Regions from separate parts of the Homo sapiens genome. Here region 1 is linked to region 2. A link is a loop called in an ENCODE intact Hi-C map of the cell type or tissue named here. Cell type or tissue: B cell. All regions are shown on one strand.

What was found. Peaks named below come from ENCODE experiments on the same cell type or tissue, not always from the same donor. Only the 100,000 strongest peaks of a DNase experiment are listed, where the experiment ranks them.
Region 1: a loop joins it to region 2, with 2.2 times the contacts of the local background. A loop is called at or near these places in 1 of 110 quality-filtered maps.

What each region holds. Positions count from the first base shown.
Region 1 is chr16:81,827,862-81,835,861 of GRCh38, reverse strand. The region is part of intron 2 of PLCG2 (phospholipase C gamma 2); the gene reads right to left. LOC124903731 (a long non-coding RNA gene) reads left to right here and starts at 3,968. Exons shown (of 2, transcript XR_007065139.1): 1 at 3,968-4,064; 2 at 6,026-6,276. RefSeq lists enhancers at 2,715-2,764, 3,455-4,036, 4,037-4,618. In B cell, a CTCF peak has its summit at 3,902; DNase peaks (open chromatin) are centred at 2,811, 3,971 and 7,715; H3K4me3 peaks cover 3,130 bases; H3K27ac peaks cover 7,745 bases.
Region 2 is chr16:81,497,604-81,505,603 of GRCh38, reverse strand. All of the region lies in intron 1 of CMIP (c-Maf inducing protein), which reads right to left. Among named protein-coding and RNA genes, the nearest start is that of MIR7854, 32 kb to the left of the region's middle. RefSeq lists enhancers at 9-78, 89-358, 7,627-7,686, 7,747-7,866, 7,783-8,000. In B cell, CTCF peaks have their summits at 7,535 and 7,736; DNase peaks (open chromatin) are centred at 353, 4,183 and 7,643; H3K4me3 peaks cover 1,429 bases; H3K27ac peaks cover 5,966 bases.

The DNA of each region.
Region 1 (8,000 bases), 330 kb before region 2:
GCCAAGGGACACCCAGGGTCACCAGCAGCTACCAGAGGCCAGGAAGAGGAGAGGAAGGATCCTCCCCTAGAGCCTCCAGCGGGAGCACTGCCCTACCAACACCTTGATTTCAGACTTCTAAGCTCCACACTGCAAGGGAATAAGTACATTTCTGTTTTAAGTCCCTCATTTTGTGGCACTTGTGTTATGGCAACCACAGGACACTAATATAGGTAATAACATGGTTTTCCTATTATCTTCAATTATTATCATTATTATTATGATTATTATTATTATTATATTTGAGACCGAGTCTTGCTCTGTCGCCCAGGCTAGAGAGCAATGGCACAATCTCAGCTCACAGCAACCTCCACCTCCCAGGTTTAAGCGATTCTCATACCTCAGCCTCCCAAGTAGTGTCACCACACCCGGCGAATTTTTGTATTTTTGGTAGAGATGGGGTTTCGCCATGTTGGCCAGGCTGCTTTCAAACTCCTGACCTCAGGTGATCTGCCCGCTTTGGCCTCCCAAAGTGCTGGGATTACAGGTGTGAGCCACCACACCCGGCCATCTTCATTATTATTATAACAGCTACTTACTAAGTGTTAGCTGTACGTAAGGTAGTATATTAACTGCTTCACCTAAATTATCCCATTTCGTGCCAGCCACCCTACGACAGAGGAGTCATTATTATACCCATTTTGCAGACATAAAATTCTAAGGCTCAAAGCAGACAAGGAGCTTGTCCAAGGTCACACAGTGAATCAATAACAGAGCTGACACCAAACCAAGTAAGTGGCACCTGGAAGGCCACTTCCTCCTCTTTGGGTACCTCCACCTCCTCCCACTGAGAAAAACAGTGTTCATGACACCAGGAGGTGGGCAATGGGCCTTTCCCCTGCCCACAGGGTCTGTTCTCCAGAGAGCAGATTACAGCAAGGACTTGGCACTTTTGCAGTAGTACCCAGTTCTACAATGGACCAAGGCTGCCTCCCCATCCACCCAAGAGGAATCCAGAGTTAGCCATAAAAGACCAAAGGAACAAATAAAAACTCCTCAGCTCATGGCCAAGAAGCTCTGGGGACTGGCAGGAGGTTTTGTTAAAGGAGATTGTCCTCGTCCTGGGAGCCCTTGTAAAGGGCAGCCATGCCTTGGTCCAGTGGGTTCTCCTCCCCACCCTGCTCAGATCTCACCCTGTCCCAGGTGGGTCCTACCAGAATCTTCCTCTCAGGAACATCCCTCAAGGAGCCCCAGCTCTGAAACTCCCAACAGCAGCAGCAGCAGCAGCAGCTCTGCAGATCCAGGGTCTATCAACCACGTGACGAGTGCTCTCTGTCCATCATCTCAGCGGTCTCTCCCAAAGCCCTAAGTAACTACCATTATCATCAACTCCATTTTGCAGAAGGGGAAACTGAGGCTCAGGCAGGTTGGGCAAGCTGGGGTCTGAGTCCTGCCAGTCTAGCTGCAGGCCCAGAGTTCTCCAACACCACCCGCGCCGGCTCCTGGGCTAAGACTCTCACACAGACCGCCCTCACAATTCTGCCAGCAGCCAGCAGAACACCGAGCCCTCCGAGGTCAAGTTCAGGGCAGAAACACCTACTGGGACAGAGAACAAACCAGGTCCCCCTTACTGAACATTTAATAGGTGTCAGAGTTGACCTCAACATCTCTTTAATCCTCCCACCAATCTTGGGAAGAAAGCCCCATTTTCCAGAGACAGCCCAGGAAGATGAAGTCACCCATTCAAGGCCACCTGGCTGGGTTTTGATGCCAAAGACACCAGGGTAGTCTGTGCGGGTGGCCCACAGTGGAAGGCCCGGAGACAAGGTAAGTCCAGTTACCTCCTGTCCCCATTCCCACGTTCCAGCAGCTGCTCCCTGAATGACCTCTCAGAAAACCTTGGGGTGAACCTGCTAGCTTCTGGCTAAAGATGAATGCTTCCTTTGAAGTCAGGTAAGCCTCTGCAGACAGAGAGATGCCAGAAGCATTCAGCACTCCCATCGCCAAAGGCAATCGTTAGGCAAGACACACAGGAGGCCGGGCGCCGTGGCTCATGCTTGTAACCCCACCACTTTGGGAGGCCAAGGCAGGAGGACAGCTCGAGCCCAGGAATTCCGAGACCAGCCTAGGCAACACCCTCACCTTGGCTGTAAGTTCCCACCTCTACAAAAAAATATATATAATAATTAGCCAGGAGTAGTGGTGCATGCCTGTGGTCCCAGCTACTCAGGAGGATGAGGTAGGAGCATTTCTTGATCCTAGGAGGTGGAAGGTACAGTGAGCTGTGATCACACCACCGCACTCCAGCCTGGGTGACAGAGTGAAATCCTGACTCAAAAAAAAAAAAGATTTTTTTAAATTTTGAAATTGAAAAAAAAAAAAACAGGCAGGAGTATCCTTTTACCTTGTCAGTGATTAACAGGAGAGGCCAGGGGCTTCCAGGTGCCTCCTCCTCACCCACAGGGAACGGCCACCCCGGGCCAGAATACTGGCTCAGGACCCGTGTACCGACCGGAGCCACAGTCCAGGAAAAAGGACCCTGGGGGTGTGGACAGATTGCGAAAGAAGGCCCCAGTCCTCCAGAAGCTTCTCCAGAGCCCAGTGACTCTAACACACAACCAGGCTGTGGCCCCCACAGAAAGGTAAAGCACTCCTTCTTTAAAGGGTGATTTTCATTCTGGGGTTGCTGAACCCCAAACGTGGTATCCTCATGCTGTGGGCTCTTCTCACAGACCAGACTCAGGGAAGGAATGGGTTCTGCGAGGTGGGTGCCAGCAGGAAAGCACCCTCACCTTGGCTGTAAGTCCCCACAAGACACCCCCTCTCTGAGAGGTTGCCTTCCGCTTCTGGACTTCCCTTTCCAGGTCCTCATCACATCTCACAAGCGTGACTTGTTTCCCTCAGTTACTGTCATGGCCCCAGCAGCAAGCTGGGCACACAGGAGGCCTTCAAGTATCGGCTGACCACTGGCTGCCTGGGCCTCACACGCTGACACCTTCCTATCTGGGCACTTAGCCTGCTCTCTTATGGCTAATGGGTCACCCACAGGGTCTCCCACTAGCTGCAAGGATGGCAGGCCTCTGCCTCATTCTCTAGCTTTGCAAGAATGGGATCTGATCCTCACGCAGTCAACTGGATATCATACCACTCACAGAAGTGTAATTAAAATGGTAGATTCTGCCTGGGCGCAATGGCTCATGCCTGTAATCCCAGCACTAAGGGAGGCTGAGGCAGGAGAATGGCTTCAGCTCTGCAGTTTAAGACCAGCCTGGGCAACACGGCAAAATCCCATCTCCACAAAAAATACATACACACACACACACAAATTAGCTGGGCATGGTAGTGCACATCAGTAGTCCCAGCTACCTGGGAGGCTGAGGTGGGAAGATAGCTTGAACCCAGGAGACAGAGGTTGCAGTGAGCCGTGATCATGCCACTGCGCTCCCACCTGGGTGATAGAGTGAGATCGTGTCTCAAAAAAAGGCAGGGTGGGGACAGATTCTACTCAAAAAGGAAAAGAAGAGCATGCATTAGGGAATATTCACTTAACCTCTTTTGCTTAATCTGAGGATTATTCCTAAAATGTGGCTGCCATGTGGAGCGGAGCCCAGGAGAGAGGCTCTGATGGTGACTGCCACCTCTGACCACTACCACTGTTAACAATGATGGTGAATATCCCCCCAAGTATTCACCATGAGTCAGGCACTGAGCAAAGGCTTTATGTGCATTTCCTCATTTGAGTGCCACAGAATCGCCACAATATCACTATTCCCCCCCTCCATTTATCAAAGGAGAAGACTGAGGCCGGAGGACGACAAAGCCCACTGCTGGTAACTGTGTCCGAGTGCCCAGGCTCAATGGTGGGGCATGACTGGCTCCAGCAAGACAGCAGCCTGCAGAAGTCAGTCCCTTCCGCTAGGGCAAGAGGAGTCACCCCTGCCCCCGCTTTGCCTGTGCAAATGAGTCTTCATTTGTGGTTAGCAAGCCAGCCCTTCATTTCCCCACCAGGCTCAGAGTTTTGCAAACCAAAGTTGGGGGATGGCTAGCGTGGCCTCCCGGCAGTTCCTGTTGCAGACAGCTAGAAGGTAAGAGCCTTCCTTCCCTTTCAGACAAGGCAGGATTGGGGCAAGAGCGGGGAGCCTCCTGGGGTCCCCATTACCCTCTAGCCCAGGCACTTCTGGCCTAAGTTCCCCCTAACACAAGGATCTGAGTCCCACTCGGGGTACAAATGCCTGCTGGACTCCACAGCTTGGGGCTGAAATCTACCTGCCTCCCTCTTTCCCAGCACTGGTCAGAGACCCAGCCAGGGGTCCCAACTGGAGTATGGGGTTGGATGAGGTTCAAATACTAACCCCACCATGTCCCCAGGTGTAAAACTGAGACAAATAGAGAGGGCCAGTTTCGTGGCATTGACATGAGGATTTAAGGAGACCAAGTTCATGGCCAAGTGCTTAGTGCAGTGCCTGGCACACAGCCTGTGTTTAAATGTTTGCTGCTATTATCCACAGATTCTCACGATGATGGTCACGTCCGTTCATTCAGCCATTAGGTCAACAAAGAGTAGGTAAAAGCCAGCGTGCCAGGCACTGTTCTGGGAGCTGGGGATACAGCTATGAATAAAACAGACCAAATTCCTGGCCTCGAAGAATTACATTCTAATAGGAGGAGACAGAGACAAGTCAATATTTATTACACTTGGCAATCACAAGTGCTACAAAAACTAAACCAAAGAAGAGCAAAGCATGGTGTGTGACCAGGAGGGAGGGGCTCTCATAGAAGGTGTTATCAGGGAGGCCTCCCCAGAGGTGGTGACATCTGGGCTGATGTCTGAGATAGAATATTTCAGGCAGAGCAAATAGTAAATGCAAAGGCCCCAAGATGGAAATGTGTATGGTTGGTTGTAGGAAGAGCAAGGTTGTCACCAGCTGGGACACACTGCGTATGCTCTCTGAAACCCTCATGACCCGCAGTGCCTGTCCATCTCCCCTCTCCTGCCTGGACATTCTAGTCACGCTGTCTCTGCACTTGCATATACCCTCAGTCATCCAGAAGCCCGATGCCCCCCTCACCCTTCCCATCCCCCTCCACTATCACACACTGTGTCTGTCAGTCTCCTCCAGGGTCCTCTGGAGTCAGCTGCAGCCCTTGGCAGATGATTTTGCCATTTCATTCATATATATACATATATAAAATATATGTGTGTATATATATATATACACACACACACACACACACCCCACACATTTTTTTGTTGTTGTTTTTTAAGACACAGTCTTACCAGGCATGGGGGCTTATGCCTGTAATCCCAGCACTTTGGGAGGCTGAGGCCTATGGATCACTTGAGGTCAGGAGTTCCAAGACCAGCATGGCCAACGTGGTGAAATCCTGTCTCTAATAAAAATACAAAAATTAGCCAGTGGTGGTGGCATGCGCCTATAATCCCAGCTACTTGGAAGGCTGAGGCACAAGAAACGCTTGAACCCAAGAAGTGGAGGTTGCAGTGAGCCAAAAGTAGCACCACTGCCCTCCAGCCTGGGCCACAGAGCAAGACTCTGTCTCAAGAAAAAAGAAGAAGAAAAAGACAAGACACTGCTGGAGTGAGTGGCATGATCACAGCTCACTACAGCCTCAACCTCCTGGGCTTAGGTGATCTTCCCACCTCAGACTCCTAAGTAGCTGGGACCACAGATGCGTGCCAACATGCCTGGCTAATTTTTGTACTTTTTGTAGAGACAGGGTTTCATCATGTTACCCAGGCTATTCTCAAATCCCTGGGCTCAAGTGATCCCCCTGCCTCAGCCTCCCAAAGTGCTGAGATTATAGGCATGAGCCACTGCACCCGGCCACTATTATATATTTAATCTCTCCACTCCTTGAAGGCAAGACAGCACTGCCCGTTCATGGGTCCACAGCAGGAAAGTGCCTGGCACCTAGTGGGGATGCCACCGAGAGGTAGAATAAGCCCCCTAGAGAGCGATTTGGCACTCACTACTGAGGCTGGAAATACACACGCCCCCCCACTCAGAGGTTCCTTCCCCATCCACAGCTACCACAGCACCCTCTGCAATTTCAAAGGAGAAAGGGACTCAGCACAAATGCCCAGCAGGAGAGAGTGGACAAAATGGCTCTTGTCACCAATGGAATGCTCTACAGCAATTCAAAAGAAAGAAACACCTCTACATATCGATGGAAATAAACAAAAACTAGGTGCAATGTGGTGTCCTGGATGAATCCTGGAACAGAAGGAGAACATACGAGGAGAAACTGTTAAAGTCCAAATAAATTCTGGAACTTTGATAGCGATGTGGTAATGTTAATTTCTCACTTTTGGCAAAGGTATCATGGCAATATAAAACAGAGAAATGGGCCGGGTGTGGTGGCTCACACCTGTAATCCCAACACTTCGGGAGGCCAAGGAGGGTGGATCACCTGAGCTTAGGAGTTCGAGACTAGCCTGGTCAACATGGTGAAACTGGCTAGGCACGGTGGCTCACGCCTGTAATCCCAGCACTTTGGGAGGCCGAGGCGGGCAGATCACCTGAAGTCAGGAGTTCAAGGCCAGCCTGACCAACAGGGTGAAATCCCATCTCTACTAAAAATACAAAAATTAGCCGGGCACGTTGGTGTGTGCATGTAATCCCAGCTACTCAGGAGGCTGAGGCAGGAGAATCGCTTGAACCCGGAAGACAGAGGTTGCAGTGAGCCGAGATCGTGCCACTGCACTCCAGCCTGGGTGACAGAGCCAGACTCCGTCTCAAAAAAAATAAAATAAAATAAAAACTACTAACTACCCCATTAATGAATGAAAATCACAGATACAAAAAAGACAGGGCAGAGGGGGCAGTCCTTGTCATCATTAAAAGCCAGGTCCTGTGCTTTTCTGACTATTCCTGAGACTAGCAATGTTTGAGAGAATGGCCCACACAGGAAATTCATTCTGTGATCTCCTGTAAAATCAGAATGCAGTTGGTAAGATACAGCCTCTTATCTCCTGAACTCATGATCCACCCACCTCGGCATTCAGAAAAGAAAAAGGAATGCAAGTTAAGGGGAAATAAATTCACATTTGTTGAAACCTTCTATGTACCCGACTTCACCAGGCACTCAGGAAAATGCCACATTGTTCAATCATCACAGCAGCTTCGGAAGGCTGAGGCTGTGACGGCTGGCTTCTATATGAGGAAACTGAGTCTCAGACGACTTTTATAACTTGCTTAAGGTTGTAAAAGCAACCTTTTCTCAAGACCCTCTGCTGACCCGCAAGGACTCGCTGATCAAAACTGCAGCTCATAAAAGCAAAGGAAGAGGCACCACACCACAGCACAGAATAAAAATGACGCTTCTCGGCCGGGTGCGGTGGCTCACGCCTGTAATCCCACCACTTTGGGAGGCCGAGATGGGTGGATCACGAGGTCAGGAGATCGAGACCATCCTGGCTAACATGGTGAAACCCAGTCTCTACTAAAAATACAAAAAAATTAGCCGGGCGTGGTGGCAGGCACCTGTAGTCCCAGGAGGCTGAGGCAGGAGAATGGCGTGTACTTGGGAGGCGGAGCTTGCAGTGAGCCGAGATCACACCACTGCATTCCAGCCTGGGTGACAGAGCAAGATTCTGTCTCAAAAAAAAAAAAAAAAAAAAAAAAAAAATGACATTTCTCAACAGTCTGGAACAGACTTCACAAGTTGTTGGCCTGGGAACTGCATCAGGGTACAGGAGTGTTTTGTCAGGTGAAGATCATTTTGCTTATTTGTGTGTTTCAATGAGTCAACTTTTTTTTTTTTTTTTTTTTTTGAGACGGAGTTTTGCTCTTGTTGCGCAGGCTGGAGTGCAATGGCATGATCTCGGCTCAGTGCAAGCTCCGCCTCCCAGGTGCAAGCAATTCTCCTTCCTCAGCCTCTCAAAGAGCTGGGATTACAGGCATCCGCCACCATGCCTGGCTACTTTTGTATTTTTAGTAGAGACGGGGTTTCTCCATGTTGATCAGGTTGGACTTGAACTCCCGACCTCAGGTGATCCACCC
Region 2 (8,000 bases):
CTGACACTACTCATAACTTTCTTCACAGTCTGGGGAAACAGACAAGGCTTTCAGTTCCCAAACTAAGAAAGCACTAAAGCTCCAAGAGGGACCAGAAACTCGGCCCAGCAGGTCCCAGCTGAGGCTCTGGGGCTCACAGACCCCGCTGCCTTTGAAAACCAGGGTGCAAATGGACAAAACGCACAAGATCAGCAGCTCTCCAGGCGTGGGGTCTGGAGGACCAGGCCCACATGGAAGCAAGAACAGGCAGAAGCGAAACAACAACATGGCCTCCACACAGGCCCAGTTCTCTCCTTTTTCAGAACACATGAGGGATTCCACTTCCCTTCCCTCTTCACCCACCCCTATAAATTATAGGTGTGGCTACGTGACTTGTGCTGGCCAATGAACCATGAGCAGTGATGTGTGTCCTGTACAAGTGGCCACACCCCCGTCCTGCCTCCAGGACAGCAGAAGCACATGTTGAGACGGGCCCTCCATCGGCTGGGTCACTGCACGATCAGATGAGCAAGGCTCCCGACTGATGTGCCCTGGACATTTAGCATGAAGGAGAAATAAACCTCAGGTGTGTTGAGCAGCTGCGCTGCCCGTTACCGTTGCACAGCCCAGCCTCACTGGCTGATTCAAGGGGTCAAAAGAGCAGGGTCTAAAGCAGCACTTTCCAAACTGTCTGTGGGAAAAGACCCATTTTTATTTTCTTTCCAATCCACTGTAAACCAATATTTTTGAAAACTATAATGAAAATTTCATTGGAATGTCAAAATGCTAAAAGGGTTCCACACCCTCACTCTTGCTCTCCTCATTTCTCTCCCTAGAGGCTGGTAACAAGCTCTGCAGATAGGCACAGACTGGGACCACTCGTGGAATGGCACAGACCGTGGAGCACACACAGCACAGGTGGGCTGCAGGCCCACCGGCCATTTTTTCTTTTCTTTTCTTTTTTTTTTTTTTTTTTTTTTTTTGAGACGAGTCTCACTCTGTCGCCGAGGCTGGAGTGCGATGGCACAATCCTGGCTCACTGCAACCTCCATCTCCTGGGTTCAAGCGATTCTCCTGCCTCAGCCTCCCGAGTAGCTGGGATTACTGGCACCCACTACTACACCCGGCTAATTTTTGTATTTTTAGTAGAGACAGAGTTTCACCATGTTGGCCAGGGTAGTCTCAAACTTTTGACCTCAAGTGATCCACCTGCCTTGGCCTCCCAAAGTGCTAAGATTACAGGCATGAGCCATGGTGCCCAGCCCCGCTGGCCATTTTCTATTTTCTTTTTTCCTTTTTTTGAGACAGTCTCACTCTATCACCAAGGCTGAAGTGCAGTGGCATGATCTCAGCCCACTGCAACCTCTGCCTCCCGGGTTCAAGCGATTCTCCTGCCTCAGCCTCCCAAGTACTTGGGATTACTGGCGCCCACGACCACGCCAGGCTAATTTTTGTATTTTTAGTAGAGAGGGGGTTTCACCATGTGGGCCAGGCTGGTCTCAAACTTCTGACCCCAAGTGATCTGCCTCCCTCGGCCTTCCCAAGTGCTGGAATTACAGGTGTAAGCCACGGCGCCCAACCCCACTGACCTTTTTCTAACACTGGTGAAATAACTGAACCTTCCCAAGCCTCACCTCTCCATTTATAAAATGACAGTTGGCATGTGAGGATTTAAATATAAAGTCCATGGAGCACAGGGCCAGGTGTGAACACGCCCTCATTACATGTCAGCTACTCAGCCACATCCTGCCCTGTTCCCAGGTGATGACGTCTGTCACTGACAGGCCTGGTGATCCGCTCAGGGATCTGGAGGGGTGCCATGGGGTTCAGGCAACCTCAGAACAAGGCAGTGGGTTGAGATTCAGAATTCACTTCTAGACATCCACAGTGAGATAAGGTGACCAGACTGGCACCTCAATGGGGCAGAAGGCCAGGCGCGGTGGCTCAGGCCTATAATCCCAGCACCTTGGGAGGCCAGGGCAGGAGGATCGCTTGAGCTCAAGAGTTCAAGAACAACCTCAGCAACACAGAGAGACCTGTCTGTACAAAAAAATTTAAAAATTAGCCAGGTGCAGTGGCATGTATCTATGGTCCCACCTACTCGGGAGGCTGAGGTGGGAGGATGGCTTGAGCCTGGGGGGTCAAGGCTGCAGTAAGCCATAATTGTTGCCACTGCACTCCAGCCTGGGTGCACAGAGACCCTGCCTCAAAAAATAAAAATTAAAATAAAGGGATCAGAGGTATCTGGGACTAGGCAGGCGACCCAGTGATCCACTGAGACCAGGGATAACACTGACTGCTCATACCAGGGGGAAACTCTTCACCATCAAGCACCCGGCTGTCACACAGCAGAGCCACAGATGATGACCCAGGGCTGTGTTCACTCCAGAGCAGGGTAACCATGTATCCCGGTTTCCCTGGGACTGAGGGATCTCCTGGAATTCAAGACTTTCAGTATAATTGGGACAGTATTGGGCAAATCAGAACAAACTGGTCACCGTACTCCGGGGCCTGTGTTCTTTAGCTGTAATATTTAGGTTGTGCTGAACTAGGGCAGCTCTTTAATGAAACATCAACGAGGAGGCCAGAGTAGATCTCTGGCTGCTTAACAGACTGCCTGGGAAAGCCACATCCCACGACATCACGCAAACATATCTAAGGACAGAGAGACAGGGCGTGATGGATGCAGCAGCAAAGACAAAGTGATTACCCGGCATTGCAGGGACAGCAGTGGCTCCGCACAGCCTGGGGACTGGCTCTGCCCTGAGGCCTGTTCAGGAATGGAAATTTCTAAATACTGGTCACATAGCCAGAAGGCTTTTTCTTGCTTCTTTTTTTGTTTTGTTTTTTGCATTCAAACAATAGGTAATCAGAATCTGCTTAGTTAACAGCCATATTGTCATAATTTGCCAAACAAAGCAATGGGAATATGATGATAACGGTAACACTTGACATTTCTCACAAGGGCAGGTCTTGGATGTGACTTCATTTCCCAGAGCCTGCTGGCTGTCTTCTTTTGTCTGAGTCCTCCCCATCCTCGCCCAGCCATCAGCATGACGCCCAAATGCCTGGCGCACGTGACAGGCCCATGGATCGCTGAGCGAATGAGTTAATGAACGAGGACATCTCCGTTCTGCGGGTAACCCAGGCACCCCCAGGCGAGCCAGGCTGGGTGCTCTGTGGCCATGTCACCTCCCCCTCCATTGCTCACATGGAGGCAGTGCCACCATGTCCCCAGGATTGTCCTGAATACTCAATACATAAGTTGACCATGTAATCTATGAATGAAATGAAGCGTCACTGATCACTTTACTAGGACTACAAGTGTAAACTGGGACTGTCCAGGCAAAACAGGACAAGTGGTCACCTCACTGATGTAGCATCTCACCTAATCCTTGTTATGCTGCAACTGTCAGCCCAGGTCCCGGGTCCAGACTCCATGGTCTGAAGCCCAGCCCTGCCTCCTAGCAGCTGGGTACGTTACTTAACCTCTCTGGGCCTCAGTTTCCTCATCGGAGCTAGGCAGTAGCTGCCCCTTAGGGCTGCTCTGCAGACTACTCTATTTAATAGTTGCAACACTTAGAATAGGGCCTAGCATATAGTAGGCACCACTCATGTGTTGACTGAATAAAAAAGTCCTCCCATCATCCCCAGGATTGTTGCCATTTCATAAATCAGGCAAGGAAGGCACAAGGACTTAAGTCACTTGCCGGTTAGTAGCAGAATGGCTCACGCCTGTAACCCCAGCACTTTGGGAGGCCGAGGTGGGCGGATCACTTGAGGTCAGGAGTTCGAGACCAGCTTGGCCAACAGGGTGAAATCCCGACTCTACTAAAAATACAAAAATTAGCTGGGTATGGTGGCATGCACCTGTAATTCCAGCTACTCGGGAGGCTGAGGCAGGAGAATTGCGAGAACCTGGGAAGCAGAAGTTGCAGTGAGCTGAGATCACGACACTGCACTCCAGCCTGGGCGACAGAGCGAGACACCGTCTCAGAAAAAAAAAAAAAAAAAAAGAACCAGAGTCAAACCTAAGCATCAATGCCCATGCCACACCCATCCTGAGATCCTGCCCCCGACCCCACTCCACCCCCAGCTACCGCATTTTCTCTCCCCATTCAAGAATTTAGGGCTGTTCTGCAGATGACGCTATTTAATAGCGTAACCTTATAAGTCAAGTAAGAAGGAGTGCAAGGAGCCCGATACAATGCGTGGCACAGGGCACTGCCAGAGCTCCCCCTGGGGCCAAAGAGGGGCTTCAGGTCCCCTGAGGCTGTGTGGCACACGCAAAGCAGGAGGCACCAGTCCCAAAATAGGACGGGCATTTGCTGCCCGTGCGTCACAACCCAAAGTTGTTCTCCTTTTCTCTTCTTGCCAAATTACTCGATCTCAGAAATTCCTTAGCAAGACAAGACTGAAATGCAATCTCCAACCCCATCAGGCCCAGTGGAATTTCACCAACACAAATTACTGCGTTCTCCAGGAAAACGGAGGACGCTGGCCTGAAGTTTCAGATTCTCAGTAGGTCTTAGAAAGCTCCGGCACTTGAGCAGCTCCTGGAAGTGGCAGGAAGTGGTTTGCCTTTGCTTATTTTCCAAAGGATAACCACCAGATTTGCTCGTAAAAACTTGCTAACCAATTGGCAGAGGGCACCTGCGCAATCCAATGATTTCTCATATCCTGGGTTTTTCTTCTCTTGTTAGTTCAACTCGTGAGGACTTCAAAGACGCAGATGCACAAGGCTTGGCTTGGCACATGCAAAGAAGGAAGGAAAGAAAGAAGGAAGGGAGGGAGGAAGGGAAGGACAGAGAGGGAGGGAAAGGAAACAGTGGGCCGGGGAGGGCACAGTGGCTCATGCCTGTAATGCCAACACTTTGGGAGGCCAAGGTGGGTGGATCATTTGAGGTCAGGAGTTCAAGATCAGCCTGGCCAATATGGTGAAACCCAGTCTCTACTAAAAATACAAAAATTAGCTGGATGTGGTGGCACGCGCCTGTAGTCCCAGCTACTCAGGAGGCTGAGGCAGGAGAATCACTTCAACCCGGGAGGCAGAGGTTGCAGTGAGCGGAGATCGCACCACTGCACTCCAGCCTGGCGACAGAGTGAGACTCCATCTCAAAAAAAAAAAAGAAAGAAAGAAAGAAAAGGGGGAGGAAAGAAGGAGGGAGGGAGGGAGGAAGGGAGAGAGAGAGAGGGAGGGAGGGGAGGGAGGAGGGAGAGAAGGAGAGAGAGAAGGAGGAAGGGAGGAAAGGAGAGAGGAAGGGAGGAAAGGAGAGAGGGAGGGAGGGAGGGACAGAGGGAGGCAGGGAGGGAGGGAGGCAGGAAGGAAGGAAGGAAGGAAGGAAGGAAGGACGGAAGGAAGGAAGGACGGAAGGAAGGAAGGAAATTTTGATAAAGAATCAAAATTCACCAAAAGAATCGTTAAGCCACAGCCCATGGCGTCATGTTCACCGATGCTCAGGCAGGACTGCGCACCAGCTCTAAAAGTCGCCAGAGGCTGGGGCTGGCAGGACACAGAGTGAGGGAGGGAAAGAGGAGCAGAGACCAAGGAGTGGCTGAAGAAGGCCGATTGCCCCAGGGAGACTGGGTATGTTCTGCATCAGGAGAGAGAAGGAAGAAAGGGCTCCTCCAGAAGTCAGCAGCCCAAGCAAAGCAGAGGAGCCAGGTGAAGCCCAGAGTGCGTGGGGCGCCCCGGAAGGCAAGGGCAGAGGAGTTTGGATGCCTCCCATAGGGCCAAAATAGGAGAGTCTCGCCCGGGCTGACAAGCCCAGACTTGAATCTGAATGCCACAGGCAACAACTGCGAGTTGCTGGGCAGGACCGGAGCTGCCGCCCCCAAAACTGTTTCAGATTCAGAGGGCGCTGCTGGGTAAAGGAGGGGTAAAGGACTGGACGGGGAAGCTGAGTCTCCTCCACCACTTCTCAGGAAGCCTTTGGGGAGCCACCTCTGCTCCCCGGGCAGAGGCCACATGCCAGCCCAGTCTGCTAAGGACATTCCCAGATTCTTGGAGGCTGGGATGGGGGCACGTGTCCTGGGCCAGCCCAGAAGATGGATGACAAGGAAGCTACATGGGCGCCGGGACAGGCGGATGCTAAGGTGAGGAGACAGCTCAGCCAGGGCTGCCTCCCACTCAGAGGTCATCGCCAGGTCCAGATCTGTGCAGTCACTTCCCTCCCGAACTGGGCACTTGGGAGAAATCAGAGAATATCCTAGAAGGGACTCTGAAAGGGAGCTGGAGATTGGGGCGAGGCTTGGGGCACATGTGTACATGGGTGTGCAAGTGGTGTGTGTGTGCAGAGACAAGTATGTGTGCCGAGTGTCCTTCCATGCATAGGTGTGAGGCATGTGCATCCATGACCTTGAGATTGAGTGCTCATGGCCATATGTGTATACGGTGAGGGGGTGTGGCCATGCTGGGACACGTTCACAGTGTGAATGGTGCATGCATGCACACACATCTTCAACAGGCAAACAGCATCGTGTCAGGGCCAAGAGCCTGGACTGAAGCCTTGAGCACACGATCTAGCTTCTCTACACCGATCTAACTGCTCTACACCTCAGTTTCCTCATTTGTAAAATGGCGCTAATAACAGAAACTACCTCCTAGTGTTGATAGGGGGATTAAATACATTTGAATTTGTAAAGCACTCAGATGCTTGTACATGGGGTCCTACTAAATGGTATGCATGTGTGTGTTAAAAAATAAATGCATACGTGTGGGTGAGTGGTCGCACAGCTGGGAACCTGTATGTATGGAGAGGTGTGCACGGTGTAAACTAACTGGGACTGTGTGCACACGCAGGGGCAGGAAGATATGGGCTGGGTGTGCACGGATGTGCAAGAGGGAGGTGTGTCTGCCCGTTTGCAAACGTGTGGACTGTGTGTATACATGACGCCTGGGGGAGTGCATGCCAGGGCCCAGGACATGTGTGCTCAAGGACCATGGGGTGTATGCATGCACACACGTGTGTGCTCGTGGGGTATGCAAGTGTGTGCAGCCATGTTCTGGGGCACACATGTGTGGGCACCTGGGCAGGGGCATGGAGGGATGGGAGCCATGAGTCAGGTGGAAGGACCCTCTCAGAGTGAGGCGCGAGGAGCAGAGGCCTGATAACCCCCGTGAGAAAGCAGGACCACTGGGCAGAGGCAGAGTGGCCCCCTCAGAGCTGCCGAGCAGCCCCAGGGGGACTCGGTGCAGAGGTGAGGACCCAGACCAAAAAGGCCGGGGGACAAGGGCCGCATCTCACTCAGGCCTGTGCCCAGCCCCCGGCACTGGACCGTCCTCAGGAAGCTGGAAAGGAAGGAAGGAGAGAATGTGCCCAAGGGAGGGACACAGACCCCAACATGACAAGCACCATCCTCAGGTCACGTCCTGGGGCTCCACATCCATCATTTCATTGAACCTTCTTGACTGTCCTAGAAGGAGCCACGTTTTCAGACAAGGAAGCCGAGTTCTATGGTTAAAACATCTGCCCAGAGGCCCACTGCTAGGGAGCAGCAGGTTCCAACCCAGCTGGGTCTGACCTCTGTCCTCAGAGCCACCATGGTACTCTGAGAATGAATGAATGAACCAACACATGCATGCATGAATGAATGAACAGACCAACAAAGAACAATGAAAAGGAAACCGAAACTTAGTGCCCGGAAGAGGAATAAAATAAGGGAAGCACCGGAGAGTCGGCAGGCACTGCCTGGAGAAGCCTCTGGGGGGACCACAGCTGGAGCAGCAGCCATGGTGGCCTGCAGGGGACCCAGGAGCCCACGCTGCACGGGCAGAAGGAGCTTTCTTTGTAGCCCTTGAGGCTGCAGCAGCAGAGGAGGCGGCGGGGCACCTGTGTCGGCCAAGGCTCCCAGAGCACAAGCCCTGTGGCTTCACAGCAGGGCCAGGCCACTGAGCCTTTAGCACCAATTCAGAAAACCGGGATTCTGCACTCTATGCGAGTCCTGTGGGATTTGGGGTTAACAAGACCTCGGCTGCCCAGGCCCAGACACCCTCGGAGAGCCAGTCTGCCGAGGCCTGG